Linked DNA regions of Homo sapiens: region 2 is linked to region 1. Evidence: chromatin loops called from intact Hi-C (ENCODE). Cell type or tissue: endothelial cell of umbilical vein. All regions are shown on one strand. Links, peaks and the distances in the headings refer to the core of each region. The heading gives the core; the rest is flanking DNA. Region 1 overlaps LINC03125 (long intergenic non-protein coding RNA 3125). Region 2 has its middle 19 kb from the start of CD93.

Region 1 (11,218 bases), core at 2,118-10,117:
TCCCACTGTTTCTGTGACTATGACCTTATAGTATAGTTTGAAATCAGGTAGTGTGATGCCTCCAGATTTATTCTTTTTTCTTAGTCTTGCTTTGTGTATGCAGGCTCTTTTTTTGGTTCCATATGAATTTTAGAATTGTTTTTTCTAATTCTGTGAAGAATGATAGTGGTATTTTGAGGGGTATAGTACTTAATTTGTAAATTACTTTTGGCAGTGTGGTCATTTTCAAAATATTGATTCTACCCATCCATGAGCATGGAATGTGTTTCCATTTGTTTGTGTCATCCTTGATTTTTTTTAGCAGTGTTTTCTAGTTTTCCTTGTAGAGGTCTTTCACCTCCTTGGTTAGGTATATTCCTAAGGTTTTTGTGTTTTTTTTCAGCTATTGTAAAAGGGATTGATTTCTTGATTTGATTCTCTGCTTTGTCACTGTTGGTGTATATAAGATCTACTGATTTGTTTACATTAATCTTGTATCCTAAACTTTGCTGAATTCTTTTTATCAGTTCTAGGGGCTTTCTGGAGGAGTCTTTAGGGTTTTCAAGGTAAACGATCATATCGTCATAAAACAGTGACAGTTTGACTTCTTCTTTACCGATTTGGATGCCCTTTACTTCTTTCTCTTGTCTGATTGCTCTGGTTAGGACTTCCAGTACTATGTTGAAGAGGAGGAGTGAGAGTGGGCATTCTTGTCTGTTCTAGTTTTCAGAGGGAATGCTTTCAACTCTTCCCCTTTCAGTATGATTTTGCCTTTGGGTTTGTCATAGATGGCTTTTATTACATTGAGGTGTGTCCCTCGTATGCCAGTTTTGCTGAGGTTTTAATCATAAAGGGATGCTAGATTTTGTCAAATGTCTTTTCTGCATCTATTGAGATGATCATGTGATTATTGTTTTTAATTCTGTTTATGTGGCGTATCACATTTATTGACTTGCATATGTTAAGCCATATCTGCATCCCTGGTATGAAACTCACTTGACGATTGTGGATTATCTTTTGGATATGTTGTTGGATTTGGTTAGCTAGTATTTTGATAAAGATTTTAGCATCCATGTTCATCAACCCAAAACTAGTTTTCTTTTTTGGTTATGTCTTTTCTTGGTTTTGATATTAGGGTGATGCTGGATTCATAGAATTAATTTGGGGGTTCCCTCTTTATCTTGTGGAATAGTGTCAAAAGGATTGATATCAATTCTTCTTTGAATGTCTGGTAGATTTCTGCTGTAAATCCATCTGGTCCTGAATTTTTATGTGTTGGTAATTTTTTAATTACCATTTCAATCTTGCTGCTTGTAAATGGTCGGATAAGGGTATCTAATTCTTCCTGATTTAAGCTAGGAGGGTTGTATTTTTCCAGGAATTTATACATCTCTTCCAGTTTTTCTAGTTTATGTGTGTAAAGGTGTTCATAGTAGCTTTGAATGATCTTTTGTATTTCTGTGGTATCAGTTGTAATATCTCTCATTTCGTTTCTTATTGAGGTTATTTGAATGTTCTCTCTTCTTGGTTAATCTTGCTGATGGTCTATCAATTTTATTTATCTTTTTAACATTTTTTTATTTGAGAAAAGCATATATTCTCCCCTTGATTTGCCATTAGGGAATAATTTCAGGTCAAGGCAATCTTTTATAACTTGCAATATGATTGGGAGAAATATGTAATTGAGTGGCTAGTGTAATTTTAGTGTTAATCTTAGCTAAATCTTTCCTGCAATTAATTCCTTCATGGCCTCCACAAACCACCTATGACATGCTAAAACTTTCTGGCTTGTCCTGAATATTCTTCTTTTTAAACAATCAACCATTCTTTTTAGGGCAAGTATTTACCATCCATCCTTATAATTTTTTCAAGATTTCCACAAACTATCTACAACATGCTTAAACTTTCTGACTTGTCCTAAACATCTCTTTTAAACAACGAACTATTTTCTTTTAGACAAGTATTTACCACCCAAGATCCTTTCTTATATAAAATCTCTTTCCCTTACAACCTTCTTTTCATAGCCAGGATATGACATATTACCAAACCCAATAAAAAGTCCTTGCGGGCTCAGTGATAGTAAAACTTTCATGCTTCCTTTTTGTTGGTAACTATTATTTCTGCTGTAAGGATAATAATTAAGCAAAATACTATAGCAATGGAAACTCTCTGTCTGATATTCCAGTTAGAAGGTGTTACAGCTTTTGTCTCATTGCAAATAGAGTGAGTATCGCAATTCCTGCAAGTGTGGTGTAGTAGATAATTTTCATCTAAATTGCCAAGATATAACATTTCCCTTTTGGAGGTCTATGAAGTTACAAATGCAATCCCATGGATAATTAAAACCTTCCTGCAAATATGCATCAAAAGTAAGTTTTAATATCTGGCAGTACATCTAGAGGGGAAAAGTAGAAATGACGGAAAGTAAAAGTAGGACTGAGTAGGATGAGCAGCCCTTGCTCATTTATTTATCCTTTATGATTTTCACCTTAAGATCTCCTATTTCTTCACATTGGTATCCAGGACGTTTATCCGGGCTGTCAAAGGTTGCTCTATCAGCTTTCTAGGTTTGACTCGAGTATGATGTGTCCAGAAGTTGATACCTGTAACTTTTATCATGTTTTGATTAATGTTGTACCGTGATATCCCAGATGAGGTCCCCAATATGAAGCAGCTGCATTGTCTGGGGGATATACTCTGGGGTTCATCATTGTCCACCAGGAAAATTTAGGAGATAGACACATACGAGGAGTTTAGGAGCAGAAGTTTAATAGGCAGAAGAGAAGAGAAAGAGGAACAGCTCTCTATATAGAGAGAGAAGGGTCTCTGAGCAGAAAAGACCCAAAACACATCAAATTTATGGTGAAGCTTGAGTGGAAGAATGGTGAAACATTGATGCTTTGTGAAAATTTCATGGGGACAATGACCCAAAGAAATCAGCAGTTTGCAAATGGATAACTCATTTAAGAACAGATGAGACAATGCTGAAAATGAAGCCCATGACAGTAGAGCATCCAACATTAATTTGCGAGAAAAATATTCATCTTGTTCATGTCCTAATTGAAAAGGACCAATGATTAACTGCACAAAAATAGTCAACATATTAGACACCTCAATTAGTTTAGCTTACACAATTCTGACTGAAAAATTAAAGTTGAGTAAATTTTCTACTCGATGGGTGCCAAAACTCTTGCTCCCAGATCAGCGGCAGACAAGAACAGAACTTTTCACGGAAATTTTAATCAAATGGTATCTCCATCCTGAAGCATTTCTTCAAAGGGTTATTACAGGAGATGAAATATGGCTCTACCAGTACAATCTTGAAGATAAATCACAATCAAAGCAAAGGCTACCAAGAGATGGTGAGGATCCAGTCAAAGCAAAAGTGGACCAATGGAGAGCAAAGGTCGTGGCAATAGTTTTTGAGATGCTCAAGGCATTTTGCTTGTTGACTTTCTGGAGGGCCAGAGAATTATAACATCTACTTATTATAAGAGTATTTTGAGAAAATTAGCCAAAGCTTTAGCAGAAAAATGCCTTAAAAAACTTCATGAGAGAGCCTTTGTCCACCACGACAATGCCCCTACTCATTTCTCTCATTAAACAAGGGCAATTTCCACACTTTCAGTGGGAAATCATTAGGCATTCACCTCACAGCCCTGGTTTGGCTCCTTATTACGTCTTTTTCTCTCTAATATTAAAAAATCTTTAAAGGGCACTCATTTTTTTCAGTGAATAATGTTTAAAAAACCTGATTAACGTGGTTAAATTCCCAGGACCCTCAGTTTTTTTAGGGATGGACTGAACAGGTTTTATCACTGGTTTCAAAAGTTTCTTCATCTTGCTTATGTTGAGAAATAAATGTTTATCTTTAATTCCATTTTTTCACAATATCTTCAAAGTCCTCTGTTACTTGGCTTGGGTCCCTGGGGCACAAAATAGACAATGCACAATTTCCTGGAGTGTTGTTGTTATTATTCAAAAATAAAACAAGGGTATCTGTATTAGTTTAGCTAGTTTGTTCAGCAACGAAGTAGCAAAGACTGGGTGGCTTAAATAACAAACATTTATTTTCTCATAGTTCTGGAGGCCAGAAGTACAAGATCAATGTGTCATCAGGGTTGGTTTCTCTTGAGGTTGAGGCCTCTCTCCTTGGCTTGCAGATTACTACCTTATTTCTGTCTTTTCACATGGTCATCTCCTGTGCATGTGCACCCCGGGTGTCTCCTTGTGTGTTCAAATTTTCTCTTCTTACAAGGACACCAGTCAGATTAGATTAGGATCCACCCATATAGCATCATTTTACCTCTTTAAAGGATCTGTTTTCAAATATAATCACATTCTGAAGTGCTGGAGGAATATGAATTTGGAGGAATACAATTCAGCTCACAACAGCATTCAGATTAAAAAACAAAAAGTAAATCATTTCTATTCACAGGTAAAATAATCTGATAAATAGAAAAATACCAAAGAAGCCATTAAAAAACTATTAAAGCTAATAAAAGCATTCAGCAAAGTTGCAGAATACCAAATCAACAAAAAAGTTTTATTTCTACACATTATTAATAAATAACCTGAAATGAAAATTTAGAAACAATGCAATTTACTATAGTATCAAAAAATAGTATGCTTAGTAATAAATTTAACCAAGAGGAGCAACACTTGTACACTGAAAACTAGAAAACTTTACTGAAATAAATTGAAGAATACCTAAACAAATGAAAGACATCCCATGTTCATGGATTGGAAGACTTAATATTGTTGAGATGGCAATACACACAAAGTGATCTATAGATCTATTAATTTGCACACTTTATGTATGTACATTATATGTGAATAACAAGGAAAAGAAGAGAAAGAAAGAAAACAAAAACAAAGCCGTTTTCATCACATTTTGAGAGAAAAGAATCCAAATGGTATCCAATAAGTCCTTAGTTATCTTTCCAACTCCCCTCTCCTCTTCCTTACTATAGCATACTCCCACTTTATAGATTCTGACGACAGAACAAGATGGAATCAGAGATTCAGTATTTGTGTATCTGAAGACTATTATGGTAGTCTTAAAAAAGGCTTGCCCCAAAAATGGACCAGACTTCCCTTTACGCCCACAGGATGCTCCTAGGACCAAAGATAGATGCCAGAAAAGCTTCAACTCAGTGGTAACCAGTGCTCATGCCTGAGAACTGCCCATGGAACCATATGCCATGTGGTGCATCATGCTCCCATCCCTGCCTGGGGCCAAACAGAACCTTAGGTACTTCTGTCTGGACACTGCAAAAGGCACTGTCCAGTTCTACTAATTGGACCAGACCAGAAGCAACTCCTCCTACCTTGACTGGTTGCTGCTGCCTGACCCATCCACCTCTGCTTCCCCAGTGGGATCAGGCACACAGTCATCCTGGAGAATTTCAGCCAGTGGAGCTTCCGTGCAAAATTCTGTGACCCTGGGTGGACAAAGGTGGTGATGCTACCAAAGAACGATGTCTAGGGAGGCCACCAGGGCATCTGCAGAGAAGCAGAGAGCTTCCAATTCCTAATAGACATGACTCAAACCTTAAGAGATGTCGAGATATCAGGGGAGGTGTGCAGAGGACCCTGTAACTGATGCATCCCTCAAACCCCCTTCAGGAATGAAGAGCATAGCCCCAGCTCCAGAGCCCTCAGCTGCATGGTCAGTTCCTCCATGATTGCCTGGCCTGGAGAGAGCCCCCATCCAAAGTTACGCCTTCTTCTGGGGATGGCATCCACAGACTGCTCAATGTGGCCCATGAGGGTCTGGGCCCCTTGTCCCTCCAAGACAACTCTGAAGGGTTGTCTCAGCCTTCAAAGTCCCCATAGAATGGGAAGGGGTCTCAGCAGAGTCAGCATCACAGCCTGCCACTCCCTCTACATTGCTCTGTGTCTTTCTCGTCCCTTCCTAGCAGTGATCCCAGGAGCACCCTTAATGATGCTGAAGAAGAAAGAGTTAAAAGATGAGACAAAAAGTGAGTGTCCTTTCAGCTCCCCAAGCTGTAAGCAGCTCTTTCCTTAGCAACCTAACATATCGGTTCACAGTTTCTGTGTTTATTTTTTCTCCCAGCCAGAGCAAATCTAGACTGCTTGCTTTGGGCTGAATGTTGAAGAAGGCAGCACTGTTGGCAGGCAGAGGGGCTGTGGGCTGTCCGTCTTCCTCTTCCTCCGCTAAGGGAAACAATGGCAGGATCCAGTTGCTTATCTGCCTGCTTATCTAGCAAGCTGCTGGGTGTCTGGATCCTGCAGGGGCAGTGGGGGAGAGCCCTTAGCTCAGCACTGCCCTCCTGTGCTGGGGCAGGCATGGCAAAGCCCATGAAGTTGCTTCCCTCAGATAACCTTGTGTTTCCACCTGGAGAGGGGAAATAAAGACACATCACATCATTGGATTATGAGGAGTAAATTATAGAACGCACACACACAGTGATGGCATTCAAAAAATATCAGCTGTGGCCACCACTGTCTCAGCTCTTTGAACTTGGACTTGCAGGACTGGCCTCACTTGCAGGTACTGTGGCAAATTTCTCCCCATTTACAGTGACCTTCTGTTGACACTAAAATAGCTGTAGGTATGCATGGTGAGAAAATGTTAGACTTTATCCAAGAGTCAGGTTGCAAGACCAAGCTTCTCTACTTCCTGGCTATCTAGCTTTAAACAAGTCATATATTTGAGCCTCCATTTTCTCACAAACTCATTTCTCATGGATAGACAAACTTGAGAATCTGGTGAAATAACTCATATAAGAGGTCTTGACACCCCCAGCAAGCATTGGCTGATTCGAAGTCCACGGTGTAAAATGTAAGAAGGATTTGGTTATGCTGATAAGTAAATTTACCTGATCAGGACAGGTAGAGGAGCTCAAACTGACAAACAATACAGTGGCTGGGAAGAGAGGAAGATAACAGGAAGAACCTGTTATCTGAATGGTGGGCTGAGGAGGGCATTCCTAGAAAAAGGGAAGACACTGTCCTGAGTGTATTCTGCTCAGACCCATCTACTGTTTTATGAAACACCCTCCTATGGCTCCATTTCCTCAACACAATGGCCTGTCTTGTGTCACTGAACATGTTCTATGGCCTGCCTGTAATGTCTTCCTTCTCCCCTCCCATGCTCACCTCCACCCCAGTAAACTCCTATTCATCCCTCAAAACCCCAGCTCTGCCATCAAGTCTTCCAGGAAGGCTCTCCCAGCACCATCCTCACCTGCAGGTGGGTTTTGCACCACATCTATGCTTTGACCTGGGCTGCTGTTGGACAGTTGCCATGAGCCCAGACCTCTCTGAGAGCATGTGGAGCACCCTTTATGACACAAACAAGAGCTCAAGGATGGTGGCTGGGGTTCAGTCTGCCGCTGCAAATACCAAAAGCTGTCCTCATTGAGTCATCCCTCCCAGAGCAGGAAGAGCAGAGGTTCTGGGAAACAACCCCAAGGAGAGAGACAGGGCATTTGTGAGCTGTGCAGCCTCCCTGCTGGGACATAGGGAACTCTAGCTGGAGATGAGCAGGGCCTGAGTCTGAGGGTGGCCCTGCTGAAAGCACAGTAATAGGAGTTATAATCAGCTAAGAGCAGGAAATCTACTTTATTTTTCTAATGTTATTCTTTGCTTTCTAGATAAAACAGCATGTAAGCATCTCTGCAGTTGCTGTCCCCAGAGCCCACTTCCTGGATATTGCCAGCTGCCTGGACCAACCTTTCCGAAAGATCAGCCAGGTCACAGTGAGGGTCAAAGGTGAGCCACGGGCCTCAGCAGCTGCTGAGTGGATGGTGCGTGGGACTCAGGAAGTGACGTTCTCTCCCCGCCCAGCCCCCTTCCTCAGTCTATTGCTCCGAATCCTGGACCACACACTGCGTGCTGAGGCTCCATCGCTGTGCTGGGTGAGGGGTGGAGGACTGTCCAGCTGACAGCCACCCAGGAGGCCTGCCCAGGAGACCCAGCCCAGCCTCTCCTTGGAACCTGAAGAACTCCAGGCAGCTGATGGGACACTGGGGCCCAGGTCAGCCCCTCCCCTTCCCTGAGGTTGCCTGAGGACGCCTTCACTGTTCTAGAGAAGGAGGCCCTCCCCATGGCTGGGGACAGTCACAGCAGCTGCAGACAGATGATGGGAGGGAGCATTCTTTCCCTAACCCTAGAGGCGGGCGAGCATTCACCAAGTGTTGTTGTTAAAGAAAAAAAGAAAGAAAAAGAAACCAGGATTGTACCTGAGGTCAGGCAGACAGTGCTCAACTCAGCACTGGGAAGATTGCTAGAAGCCTTGGGCCTATCTAGGAAGACTGGGCCAACATGCGATCCCCTCTGCAAGGTGGAGGCCATGCACCTGCCTCCTGCTCCTGAGCTCCGGTATCCTCACTGTGACCCAGGCCCCACTGCAGCAAAGAGACACTGGGAATTAGCCCTTCTGTCCCCTCCTTGCCAGAAGGTGGGAAGATGTGTTGGTTGAGGGCCTAGAATTTTTTTCATCCCCAAAGACTTTCTTTTTTTAATATTATTATACTTTAAGTTCTAGGGTACATGTGCACAACGTACAGGTTTGATACATAGGTATGCATGTGCCATGTTGGTTTGCTGCACCCATCAACTCGTCATTTACATTTGGTATTTCTCCTAATGCTATCCTTCCCCCAGCCCCCAAACCCCTGACAGGCCCTGGTGTGTGATGTTCCCCACCCTGTGTCCAAGTGATCTCATTGTTAAATTCCCACCTGTAGGTGAGAACATGCGGTGTTTGGTTTTCTGTCCTTGTGATAGTTTGCTGAGAATGATGGTTTCCAGCTTCATCCATGTCCCTACAAAGGACATGAACTCATACTTTTTATGGCTGCATAGTATTCCATGGTGTATATGTACCACATTTTCTTAATCCAGTATCATTGATGAACATTTGGGTTGGTTCCAGCTCTTTGCTATTGTGAATAGTGCCACAATAAACATACATGTGAATGTGTCTTTATAGTAGCATGATTTATAATCCTTTGGGTATATACCCAGTAATGGGATGGCTGGGTCAAATGGTATTTCTAGTTCTAGATCCTTGAGGAATTGCCACAGTGTCCTCCACAATGGTTGAACTAATTTACACTCCCACTAACAGTGTAAAAGTGTTCCTATTTCTCCACATCCTCTCCAGTATCTGTAGTTTCCTGACTTTTTAATGACTGCCATTCTAACTGGCATGAGATAGTATCTCATTGTGGTTTTGATTTGTATTTCTCTGATGACCAGTGACGATGAGCATTTTTTCATGTGTCTGTTGGCTGCATAGATGTCTTCTTTTGAGAAGTGTCTGTTCATATCCTTTGCCTACTTTTTGATGGGGTTGTTTGTTTTTTTCTTGTAAAATTGATTGAGTTATTTGTAGATTCTGGATATTAGCCCTTTGTCAGATGGGTAGATTGCAAAAATTTTCTCCCATTCTGTAGGTTGCCTGTTCACTCTGATGGAAGTTTCTTTTGCCTTGCAGAAGCTATTTCGTTTAATTAGATCCCACTTGTCTATTTTGGCTTTTGTTGCCATTGCTTTTGGTGTTTTAGTCATGAAGTCCTTGCCCATGCCTGTGTCCTGAATGGTATTGCCTAGCTTTTCTTCTAGGGTTTTGATGGTTTTAGGCCTAACATTTAAGTCTTTAATCCATCTTGAATTAATTTTTGTATAAGGTGTAAGGAAAGGATCCAGTTTCAGCTTTCTGTATATGGCTAGCCAGTTTTCCCAGCACCATTTATTACATAGGGAATCCTTTCCCTATTTCTTGTTTTTGTCAGGTTTGTCAAAAATCAGATGGTTGGAGATATGTGGCGTTATTTCTAAGGGCTCCGTTCTGTTCCATTGGTCTATATATCTGTTTTGGTACCAGTACCATGCTGTTTTGGTTACTGTAGCCTTGTAGTATAGTTTGAAGTCAGGTAGCTTGATGCCTCCAGCTTTGTTATTTTTGCTTAGGATTGTCTTGGCAATGTGGGCTCTTTTTTGGTTCCATATGAACTTTAAAGTAGTTTTTTCCAATTCTGTGAAGAAAGTCATTGGTAGCTTGACAGGGATGGCATTGAATCTATAAATTACCTTGGGCAGTAAGGCCTTTTTCACAATATTGATTCTTCCTATCCACGAGCATGGAATGGTCTTCCATTTGTTTGTGTCCTCTTTTATTTTGTTGAACAGTGGTTTGTAGTTCTCCAACTTCACACCCCTTGTAAGTTGGATTCCTAGGTATTTTACTCTCCTTGTAGCAATTGTGAGTGGGAGTTCACTCATTATTTGGCTCTCTGTTTGTCTGTTATCAGTGTATAGGAATGCTTGTGATTTTTGCACATTGATTTTGTATCCTGAGACTTTGCTGAAGTTGTTCATTTTGTTATTTACCCAGTAGTCATTCAGGAGTAAGTTGTTCAGTTTCCATGTAGTTGTGTGTTTTTGAGTGAGTTTCTTAATCCTGAGTTCTAATTTGATTGCACTGTGGTCTGAGAGACAGTTTGTTGTGATTTCTGTTCTTTTACATTTATTGAGGCATGCTTTACTTTAAAATGTGGTCAATTTTACAATAAGTGTGATGTGGCACTGGGAAGAATGTATATTTTGTTGATTTGGGGTGGAGAGTTCTGTAGATGTCTATTAGGTCTGCTTGGTGCAGAGCTGAGTTCAAGTCCTGGATATCCTTGTTAACCTTCTGTCTCGTTGATCTGTCTAATGTTGACAGTGGGGTGTTAAAGTCTCCCATTATTATTGTGTGGGAGTCTAAGTCTCTTTGTAGGTCTCTAAGGACTTGCTTTATGAATCTGGGTGCTCCTGTATTCACTGGATATATATTTAGGATAGTTAGCTCTTCTTGTTGAATATATCCCTTTACCATTATGTAATGGCCTTGTCTCTTTTGATCTTTGTTGGTTTAAAGTCTGTTTTATCAGAGAGTAGCATTGCAACCTCTGCTTTTTTTTGCTTTCTATTTGCTTGGTAGCTCTTCCTCCATCCCTTTATTTTGAGCCTATGTGTGTCTTTGCACGTGAGATGGGTTTCCTGAATACAGCACACTGATGGGTCTTGACTCTATACAATTTGCCAGTCTGTGTCTTTTAATTGGGGCATACTACCTATTTACATTTCAGGTTAATATTGTTATGTGTGAATTTGATCCTGTCATTATGAAGTTGGCTGGTTATTTTGCCCGTTAATTGATGCAGTTTCTTTCTAGCATCGATGGTCTTTACAATATGGCATGTTTTTGCAGTGGCTGGTACCA
Region 2 (11,218 bases), core at 1,810-9,809, 73 kb before region 1:
GGGGTGGGGGACAAACCATAGTACCAAGCCCCATTCTGGACCAACTATATCAGACTTGCTGTGGGTGAGGCGCACGCGCACACACACACACACACACACACACACAGGTGATTCTTACACCAGCTCTGAGAAGCACTGAGGTTGGGAAGTGAGAGGTGGAGAGCTTGCTAGCATGAATATTGATGTCACAGCGTGAATCTTCACTGTTCCTTGTTCCTTTCCCCAAGGCCAAATAGAAGAGTCCCAGATGTTCTAACTAGCTTTATTTCCCCAAGTGTCAGCATTTGGCCAGCATGCCTGAAGATCTAGAAACTGCAGCTTCTCTGCCACATACAGCCAATGCTTCACCACCCGCCTTGTGCAGGGAGAGCAAGCCTCAGCTTTGCCTGTACACTGTGCTGTGCACACCAGATCCCCAGCATAGGACAGTAACAGCACAGGCACTGCAGGGGACTTCAGGGAGGCCTGAATGGCCCTGGACCCCCAGCCCAGACTTCTGTGCAGAAGAGTTAAGAGTTATTGAGTGACTGCAACCTAAAGGATATTTCTTCTTTAGGTCATTTAACTACACTACCAGCTTCTTGAAGCCAGGGGCTGCGTCTCGTGGACCTTATTGTCTGCTCAGCAATAACACAGGGCCTGGTGCTTTCTGACGAATCCACACACATGCACTGAGTGGAGCTGCGCTCACGGATGAGCACAGCTGCATCTTTCACGGAGGCTGCTTTCCTGTCAGCTTGCATTTCCCTGGATCTCTGTGTACTGTGGAGTACAGGGCCTTGGGCTGAGCCCAAAGCATTCTGAGCAAAGCATGCATGTATGGGCATGTATGGGAACTAGGAGTTCTAAACGCTTTCCCTTACCCTGTCCCCTTAATCCTCTTACCAACCTGCAAGACAGGTCCTTCCACAGTTTCATGTGAGATGAGTAACGGCAGTTTTCTCAGCTGTTAGGCAAGCTGATGCCTTGCCAAGCTCAAACCTGGAAGACTGATGTTGAAGAAGCAAGGAGGGTTGAAAGAGCCATGAGTGAACAAGGAGCCAGGAGTGATGGGGAGCCAGTAGTGATGGGGGAGCCAGAAGTGATGGGGGAGGAGCCAGGAGTGATGGGGGAGGAGCCAGGAGTGTTGGGGGAACCAGGAGTGATGAGGGAGGAGCCAGGAGTGATGGGGAGCCAGTAGTGATGGGGGAGCTAGGAGTGATGAGGGAGGAGCCAGGAGTGATGGAGGAGCTAGGACCCTAACTTATACCTGGAGTAGAAAGAGTAGGGACATGAGGAGGAGCATCCACTGAAGGAGTTTATGTTCCTTTTTGACCTGATGTGCCTCCAGAAATGGAGCCTGACAGAAACGGGAATCTGCAGCCAAAGTCCTTTGCCCTCTCTTGGTCAGGCTTTGCTGTATTAATTCCATGTTCATGCAAACATCTGTGCATGAGTGTCTATGACAACTGTATTCACAATAGCCAAAACCTAGAAGCAACCCAATTATCCTTCCACAGGTAAATGGTTGAAAGTGGCTCATCCATACTCTGAAATACTACTCAGTAATACAAAGTAATAGATTGATCCACACATCTACCTGGATGCGTCTCCAGAGAATTATGCTGAGTGGGGCAGCCATAACCAGAGGTTCATGTTGTATGCTTCCATTTATGCAATAATCTTAAAATGATATTCTATCAATTCTTTCAATGGAGAACAGACTAATAGTTGTCAGGGGTTAAGGTGGGGTGGAGTCAGGGGGCAAGTGAGTGTGGTTAAAAAAGGACAGCAGGAGTCATCTTCATGGTGACAGACATGTGCCGTGCTCTGCGACAGGGTCAGTCTCCTAGTGGTGATAGTGTTCCATAGCTTTACAAGGTACTATCACAGGTAAAACTGGGTAAAGGGTACATGGAATCTTTCTGTATTATTTCTCATAAGTTGTATGTGAATCTGCAAATATCTCAAAATAAAATGTTTTATTAAAAAAAAACAGGAGAGATTCTCAGGGCAGAAGTTTACTTATACATTGCATAAGAACTAGATGCAAGTGGCTTTGTCACCTGTTCGCTGCAGGGAAGTCACACCCGTCCAAAGGGCCACCAGCATCCACCTGGATCTCATGAACCAAAGGCCAGTGCTCATTGCCCAGCCCCGCAAAGCTGAGGTGTTCAGTGGGGCCAGAGCTGCAGGCCCTGGGAGGGGTGGGGACAAGCTTTGTGCCAAGAAGGTGCAGGAAGCCATCCAGCAGGGCTTTGATGGTGCAGTGGGCACTATAGCCTCTACCATCCTAAGAAGATGCTGGAACTGTCAACACAATAGCCAGTCCTCTGCAGGCGCTGTCTCCAGAAAGTTCTGTTAAAATGTAACACACTACAGAAGCAAAGGAACACCATTACCATCATAACATCAGGGATCTGCAGCACTTCCTGTAAGAGCCTATACACTAAATATTCTCAGCTTGGCAGGCCACTGGTCTCTGTTGCAACTATTTAAGTCCATCTTTGAGGCTTAAAAGCAGCCATAGACAATATGTACAGCAATGGGCATGGCTGTGTTCCAATAAGACCTTCTTTACAGAAACAGGCCGCAGGCTGGTTTGGTCCACATGCTGCAGTTTGCCCACCCCTCCCATTATTTTATATGATGTTTTTGTAGTTTGCGGGGCTTGTTGGCCCCAGCCACCACTGAGGGTGCATGGATACCTCTTAGCAGGTTCAGAGGTGGACCTCTCTAACTGAAGGGAAGCATGGGGCAGCTGAGGGCCGGATAAGAGCCTGGGGTTCTGGGAAGGGTGCTGAAGACCAGCTTGGATACCCACACTGGCCCTGTCAGGGGTCCTTAGAGCCAGATGGGAATAAGCTAAAAATGGGGTGAGATGTTTTAGCCCTCAGTATTGATGTCAACGGTGAAGGTGTCTGGGTCTTTCTCCCCCTCATGCCAGCTAAGGGTATGTTAATTCACCCTGAATCTGCCCAGGTCAATGTTCAAGACTGTGCACCAGGAAAGGAAAACACTTCATGGAGCAAGAAACCCAGGGCTGGCCTAGCTATGTTCCTAACAGAGCACTCACTCCTGCCCAGTGTTGCTGGAAAATCAGGGGCCGATTGAAAGCGCCTTCCCTGGGTTGTGTGACAGTGAGCTCTCACCACTAGACAATGGGATCTTTATCTGCCTTAGGGATTTTAGTAAAGGTGATCTTTCACAGTCTTGCCTTAAGGCAAAATCGAGCCATTGTTCTCATGCCTTATTTCTTCAAAACCTTCTGCCCAGGCCGGGAGCAGTGGCTCACGCCTGTAATCCCAGCACTTTGGGAGGCCAAGACGGGTGGATCACCTGAGGTCGGGAGTTTGAGACCAGCCTGACCAACATGGAGAAACCCTATCTCTACTAAAAATACAAAAAATTAGCTGGGCGTGATGGCACATGTCTGTAATCCCAGCTACCTGGGAGGCTGAGGCAGGAGAATCACTTAATCCCAGGAGGCAGAGGTTGTGGTGAGCCGAGATCGCACCATTGCACTCAGCCTGGGCAACAAGAGTGAAACTCTGTCTCAAAATAAATAAAAAAATAAAAATAAAAACAAAAAATAAAAATAAAAATAAAAAAACCTTCTGCCCAGCTCTTGCCTGCATCTGGATAGAAGACTCCTGGAGAAACAAACAGTAGAACTCACAGACCATGTTGGCTACCAAGTTCCTTCTCTAAAGCACACGAAGACATTGGGAAATGACTCAAATGCCAGGAAGGAAGTTTAAAAAAAAAGTGGAGGAGCTCATTTAAAAGAACAAAAAATAATGACAGGCAAGCTAAAATAACAAGAAAAGATATGACATCAGCTCAGGGTTTTTTTTTTCCTATAAATGATGCCAACTCCCACTCAGAAGAGTTGGAGTTGGAGAATTTTTCCTTGGCGGGTAGGGGAGGGAATGTGTGCAGATGCTTTCTGTGAAGGTGGGATAGGTGACTTCCTCTGTGCCCGGTTACCTCGCATATGTCATGCCCAGCAGCCGGGGGAATCTTCACCAGCTGAACCCATCACATAACCAGCTCCTAGATCAAGAAGCAGAACATTCTCTGCTCCCTAGACCCCCGGGTCATTCCCCCAGGCTCCATACTCCCCGCTCTGACAGCAGCGATGGTCACGTTGGGCTGTTGAGCATCCATGCATGCAGGGTGTGTGCTCTTTGTATCTGGCGTCTTTGGGCAATTCATCCGCATTGTGTGTGGTTGCAGGCTGTTCATCTCACTGCTGAGTATTCCACTTTGTGAATATGCCACGGTTTTGCAAATCTATTCTGCTATTGATGAGATTTAGATGGTTTCCGGATTTTGTTGTGCATGATTTGAGGGAGACAGAGAAGGGCCCACCACTCCCTGTGATCCATCTGAGTTTTCTGAAAGGCTTCCCTCCAGGCAGGTTGCTTTGCAGGCATCACTCTCACCCCACTGTTCTTAGCCAGGGGAGTTCCCTGAGGGGCCTGCACAAAGTTGTTATCGACTCCCCGACACTCAAGCACCAGGGGCCTTTCATCCCAGCAGAAGGGAGAGGAGAGGTAACTGGGGCACGTTTTGCGCCTTCACCATTGTATGTCTGAGTCATGATGTCTTTACAACTCCTCAGAGGTCCTCCGCATGCAATTCCCTCCAAACCACTGACAGGCAGCCTGAAGACCTGGTTAGGTACCGGGTTTGGGATAAAATAGACAGCCTTGCCCTCAAGGAGCTCACAGACAAGTTAAAAACTCCAAAACCAAGTTTGATTGATGTAATGCCAGAAAATGTAGCCAGAGTCTGGCATGCGAGAGTAGCGATTGAGGGTCTCTCTCAGGGAAGGAGGGGAAAGGGGTGTAGCAGGAAATTAGAAATTAGTAGAGAAATCAAACTTGCTTCAAGAAATCTTAAGTGACCGACTGCACTAGACATTTATTACATGGAAAGAGGAGTCACTGAGTAATGGTATTGGTGTAGAATCAAGTAATGATTGTGCACAGAATTCTCTTCTCTTTGTGGTTCATTGAATTGTTGTGACTTTTATATAATGGCCTGCAGAATAACAGTGCACCTCCACAAAACCTCAGTTCAGCCTAAAGGGAGGCTTTGTTGAAGTGAAAAGGTGTTTTTGAATTTTCCTGTTTTCTTTGGTTTATGCGCTGAGTGCTGATTCCCATGTCTGGTGACTTGTCACTCCTCGATGAACAGAAACTACCAGAGACAGGAGTGGGCCAAGGGAGTTGGCGACTGTGAGGTGAGGTCGGGGTCCTGGGGAGGAGGGTGGAGGGTGGAGAAAGAATAAAGAAAGAGGATGTGCTGGTTAACATTGAGAGTTCTGACTAACACAGAGGGTCTCTGTGCTGATTTGCTCCAGATACCACAGGAGGTGGCCCTGTCAGCCTGGAACCGGCATCGGGAGTGCCCGTGGGACCATTTGATTGACACTTTGCTCCTCCAGTTTTCTGATCAGACCGTGACTTTTGGCTGTGATATTGTCCAGGCCTGCCAAAGTCCACTATGGATGCCAGGTTCAGGGACCCATTCTGCCCTGCAGTTGACCCTTGTCTCCTGCTCAACCCTGAAGCCCCTGCAGTGTGTATAGACCCTGGACCCACTGGGCTCCAGCACTGCCTGTCACACCCCTGCAAGCCAGGTGAGGCTGGCTCAGGCTGGTGAGGAAGTGCTTGTGAGGAGAGCCAGGGCTCCATGCCAGGGTAAGAGTAGGACCAGGAACGATGTATTTGGTTATTGACTTTTCCTGCTTCCTGAGCTTTATAACAACACGGGGAAGAGGGTCCTGTGATCATCTCAATTTACAGACAAGGAGACTGGGGTATGTAGAGACCAAGTTTTTGTGCCAAGGCTGTGCTCAAGGTGAGATTCAAACTCCAGGCTCTTTGACTTCCCTACACTGCCTGTGCCGCAACCTCGGGAGCAGAAGGTCCGGAAATGTGGGGCAAGAAGTCAGGGGCCGGGGAAAGAGCCAATGTGGTCACCATTCTGCTGGAGGTGGGTCTCCAAGTGTCTCAGCTAGCATTGCCCTCAAAGATGCTCAGCAAGTTCTTTCACAGTAAGAAATTTCAGAGAAACTCCAAGGAGCTTCTCTGGAAGAGAACATCTGGGGAATGTCTGGCTTCCATGCACCCAGCCCAGTGCTGGTTGCTAGAATGCATAGCAATGACCTATGAGCAGTGGGCCCAGCAAATTATTAACTACAGCTTTTCAGGAAAAAAAATAACCCATTTGTATCATTTGCCTCTTTCCGTGGTATAAATACCTCCACCAGGGTCAGCTTCAGTCTCCTCATGATGTTGTGGAGCATGGAGCAGGGAGGAGGTGTGAGCAGCCTGCCGCGGAACAGGAGGCTCCACAGATGCAGATAACCTTAAGAGCACACGTTGCAGTAAAAATCATCAGGCATGCAGGTTTTACTATTTATTATTTTAAAAAAATATAATTTACTTACCTGTAGGTTTACAAAGTTTATTTTTAATAATGACTGTGTTTAAGAACCAGCTTGTGAGATTCCTGGAAATTTCACAATCTGCTCTTGCAAACAAGCCTAAGTCAGCCCAGGCCGGCTCCCGTACACCACCAGGTGTGAGGCCTCCAGCTCTGGAAATCTGGGCAGAGAAGGGGTAGCATGAAAAGAAGTCAGGGTTAACCCTGTTTAACCCTGGTGCTTAGTTACAATGCCTAAGCATAGAATGATAAAACCTTCAAACGTTAGTGTCAGGGGATGCTGGGCAATCACTGGTTCTACCCCTGCAGGTAGAATGGAGGATTTCAGTTCAACCGGCCAGCTACGCTCCAAGCCTAATATGGAAGTCCAATGTTTTCTTCTGCTGGTGTGGTGCAGGGCACGGATTTCAGGAAGTTTGTCAAATTGTTTATTCTATGAGAATCAAGAGCCAGGATATTGTGTCAGCCTTGCCTGTCAGCTGTTGTTTATATCACACTCGGCTCCTGTCTCTGGGCTTCTTTGCAGGGCCAGCTTCGCCTTGCTGGGTGCCCTGCCATTCTGCTGTCAGTGGAGCACTGCTGACCACAAGAACAATCGAGCAAAGGCTGTGCTGGGAGGTGCTGGCAAAGCCCATGAGAGAAACTAGAAAAATTCATGTTTCATAGACCCAGAGCCTCTTTAGAGTTTCACGCACAGAAGGACCTGCCATGTGAGCAGTGGGGCTGCATGGCCCAGCCTGAGTGCTTTGCTCTAAGCTGACCTTTGGGGTCGTGCACTGTAGTAACTTAGGGCTGCATCCATCCTGCATGAGGCTGCTTTCCTCTTCTCAAATATTACTTGTTTAAAACCTACTTTCAGAAAGACAACTAGATTAGGAATCGGGAATGCTGTGTTATCGCAAAGCTGGTAGCAATTTTAAAATCTTGAAAGAAGCTTGTTTCCGCTGTGAGCCTCAGTATTCAAATATACTTGTTTAAGGTATTAAAGCTCTAGCTCACTGATGCTATAAGAGTAAAAATGGCAAGATGTGAACAGATTTTTAACACTCTGTGTGTTAAGATCTGTTAGTCACCCTCAGCCTCGGCATTGTCCACATCTACATCATCTGCTTTGACCTGGAGCAAACTTATTGACTCTCCAAAGACCTCATTTTTCTCACCTTGACCTGGTGATAACCCATCACTTGGAAAAGCTTTTGTGGGTTACATCAGTTTCCAGCAGGCACATGGCTATTAGGGGGACTCAGCCTCTTGGGGATAAAAAGCAAAGCAACTTGGAGAGTTCATGGCGCCATGGGGCTGCAGGAAGGAAGGTAGCCCTAGCCTTCAGCCCCAGAACTGGCTGCAGGTGAACAATCTGAAGACAATCAAGTCCAGACTGGATGTCAGGGTCCCAGGGGTCATGTGGTGGATGATTAGAGACCAGAGTTTGGAGGAGTTATGCCAAATCCCCGGAAGCATGGAAATCCCCCACCTCTGCCGAATGTTACTGGATTGTGAGCTCCCTGCCCTGCAGCTGGTCAGTGAGGCTCCCACAAATCAGTACTGACAAATCCACATCCAAAAAGCCCACTCATACTTTGTAGCTCTTGTACATTATTTGTGATTTAAACTATTAGTTTCTCTCCCTGGTTTAAAGAAAGGTGCTTGGGGAATTTTGGATAACTGAATACCTGCCATCCCTAGATGGTACTCCCAAGTCTATGAGAAAGGGAGGTTTTAAGAGACCAGACCAGGCCTAAGTTGATCTCTTACACTGGAGAGTGTGATAGAGTTAGGGGTTTTGTTTGCATGCTTTTCAGTTGTGATTTTAAAACCACCTACCTTTCTCTCACCCATAGTCTTGATACTTGATGTGAGGAATAACCAGAAGAAGTCAACCCTGCTAACGTCACATGGCAGGGCACACAAGCTGGTGGCTGTGTTATTTTCCAACTGAAAAATCATTTATAAATCATTAATATATGGATTCCACCAAGGATACATACAAAAAAAAATGGTTTAGATAGAGGAGCCTACTCAAACATGCTCAAGCCTGGGTGCAGACATAGACTCACTCATTATTAAAGCTTACCCTGGAAAGAGCCACGTGAATCTTTTTGGGAACAATCATCCCATGCTCCAGCTGGAGGGAACCGGAGGCCTTTTTCTTCGGCCTTTTGTTTCACAGATGCAAAGAAATCAGATCCAGAAAGGTTAAGTGACTTGACCATGTTGAAACATCCGGTTAGCGACAGAAGCCAAACTAAAATCTAAGTTGTATGTGTGTGTAAGTGTGTGTGAGTGTGGTGTGTGTGCACGTAGGTGCACAGGTGGAAAATCTGTGTGTTTTTCTCCAGATCCTCGCTCTTAAGAGAGTCCATTCTAAGACAATCATCTTAATTACAAAATCAGTGTTCTGCATTAATATCATGAAACCATTATTGAAACAAAGTAGAGTATTGTACCAATTCAACAATAGTAGTATGATTAGGTAAACTGTCATGTAAACACATGATGTGTTATGCATCAATTAAATTATGTTGGCAATGAGTTTGTGCATATACAAGGCAATGTTTATCTTTAAACATTCAAGTAGGAGAAACCCAAGATCTGAAACTCTTCAGAGTAACCTCAACTATATCTAAAACTTTGCAGAAACCTGATGACCTGCCTGCAGTGAGCCTCTCTGGGTAGTAGACTATGGATGACTTTTTGGTTCCAAAAACATCTCTGTATTAAAGTACAATTCCTAAACTGGAAGGAAAATGGGAAGGTGTAACTAGAAGCTTGCATGCGGGCTCCTGACCTGGAGCAATTTGGTGACTTTGCCTGTTTTGCAGCTCTGGTCAGCACCTTGGCACATCCAGGGACCAGAGGTTGCAAGAGGACCTCTTTCTTACAAAGTCAGCAGTTTTGTTCCATGTCTGGCATGAGTTCAGCCACACAAGGATGGCTCTGGGGTTGAAAGTCCCCTTTTCTGGCTTCCTCCGGTGTGCTTTACTGACCTACCTCAGAGACCACATGTGGCCCTTGGGGCAGGTTCTCAGGCAAACGTCTGCCCCACTCCTTGAGAGAGAAAATGGGCTCCCAGTGCCCTGGACTTTGAATTCCTTTGTGTTTACTTCCCCAAAGCATCTTGAGAATTCACAAGCTTCTAGGCTTTTGCTGTGACCTCCAGTGGGTTTAGAATGCACCACGCACCAGAGAGGAGAAGCCAAAGGGTGGATGCGATGGTTTCCAGCCCTGGCTTTGGCGTCCAGTGGGAACCGGGCCGTCTCCCCCTGCTTTCCCCTTTACTGAACTTTAGTGTGGCTTGTGGTAGAATGCAGTCAGTTCAGGCTCTGTGGCCACCTGCTGAGTAAAGACTGGACCCTCTCCTGAGGTCCAGGCAGGCCATGGGAAATTTGAGTTATGTTCATTAAACAATGGCAATCTCTGCTTTTCATTTTCCTGACTTGGAGGGACTTGCTGGGGCAGGCAACACGCCCAAGGTATTTGTTAGCAATCACGATATGTTGTGTGGTGGGCTCGGCCAGATATGGGAGGAAGCTGAAGTCCTCCATGCTGCTCAAACCAAGGACACTGCCCACCGCCCCAGGACTGTACAATAATAAACAAGTCCTTCCACTGAACACTGGGGTGGGGGAAGCAGAAGGTGAAGCTAATTTTAAGTGTCCAGGAACTTATTTGAAACAATCTTGACCCAAACTGTTCTGAAGTTCTGTAGGAAATTGCATCTGCTATGAATTGTGGAGTTGGAGCTGTCTAGACCAGGATGGAGGGATATAGGCAGAGTGATGGGTATACGCAAATCCATGGAGGAGAGGGGTGCCAGGACCCTTTACACCCCAGGAGGGCACATGGGAAGGAGGGTCTGGTGGAGAGGAAGCTGAAGAGATGGCTGGCTGTGGGTGTGGAGTTCAGACTCTCTCCAAGTGCGTGTGTGTTTTGGGCCAGGCTGGGAGGGGCAGGCGTGACTTGGGCCAGCTGTCCTCCAAGTGAGCTCCCCATAGTAGCATCTGCAGCATGGAGGATCTTGTTACAAATGAAAGTTCCGGCCAGGTACAGTGGCTCACACCTGTAATCCCAACACTTTGAGAGCCCGAGGCGGGTGGATCACCTGAGGTCAGGAGTTTGAGACCAGCCTGGCCAATGTGGCGAAACCCTGTCTCTACTAAAAATACAAAAATTAGCTGGGCGTGGTGGCACGCACCTGTAATCCCAGCTACTAGGGAGGCTGAGGCTGGAAAATCTCTTGAATCTGGGAGGCAGACGTTGCTGGGAGCTGAGATCTTGCCACTACACTGCAGCCTGGGCAACAGAGCAAGGCTCCGTCTCAAAAGAAGGAAAGAAAGAAAGGAAGAAAGGAAGAAAGAAAGAAGGAAGGAAGGAAGGAAGGAAGGAAGGAAGGAAGGAAGGAAGGAAGAAAGAAAAGTTCCTACCCCTGGATTAATGTCCTGGGGCTGACAAAACAAAGTACCACAAACTGGGTGGCTTAAAATGACAGCTCTGGAGACTAGAAGTCTGAGACCAAGGTGTCAGCAGGTCTGCGCTCACTCTGAAGCCTCTAGGGAAGGAGCCCTCCTTGCTCCTCTCAGCTCCTGGAAACCCAGGTGTCCCTGGGCTTGTGGCCACATCACTCCAAGCTCTGTCTCTATCTTCCCATGGCCATCTGCCCCCGTTATGTGTTTACATTTGTGTCTCTCTTTTCTCTTCTTATGAGGACCTCAGTCACACTGGATTAGGGCCCATCCTGAATGTGCCTGCCTTTGAACTTAGTTACATCTGCAAAGACCCT

What was found. A loop is a pair of places that touch in the nucleus more often than their neighbours do. Peaks named below come from ENCODE experiments on the same cell type or tissue, not always from the same donor. Only the 100,000 strongest peaks of a DNase experiment are listed, where the experiment ranks them.
Region 2: it touches region 1 in a loop (5-fold over the local background); 4 of 110 quality-filtered maps call a loop at or near these places.

What each region holds. Positions count from the first base shown.
Region 1 is chr20:23,172,810-23,184,027 of GRCh38, forward strand. It overlaps LINC03125 (long intergenic non-protein coding RNA 3125), which reads left to right. Exons shown (of 6, transcript NR_199692.1): 3 at 5,901-5,963; 4 at 7,602-8,328. Among named protein-coding and RNA genes, the nearest start is that of LINC03125, 30 kb to the left of the region's middle. RefSeq lists a silencer at 6,603-6,897. In endothelial cell of umbilical vein, for the core only: a CTCF peak has its summit at 6,292; DNase peaks (open chromatin) are centred at 6,152 and 7,542; H3K27ac peaks cover 1,036 bases; H3K27me3 peaks cover 164 bases.
Region 2 is chr20:23,099,763-23,110,980 of GRCh38, forward strand. No RefSeq gene overlaps it. Among named protein-coding and RNA genes, the nearest start is that of CD93, 19 kb to the left of the region's middle. In endothelial cell of umbilical vein, for the core only: a CTCF peak has its summit at 6,740; DNase peaks (open chromatin) are centred at 3,729 and 6,869; H3K27ac peaks cover 5,098 bases.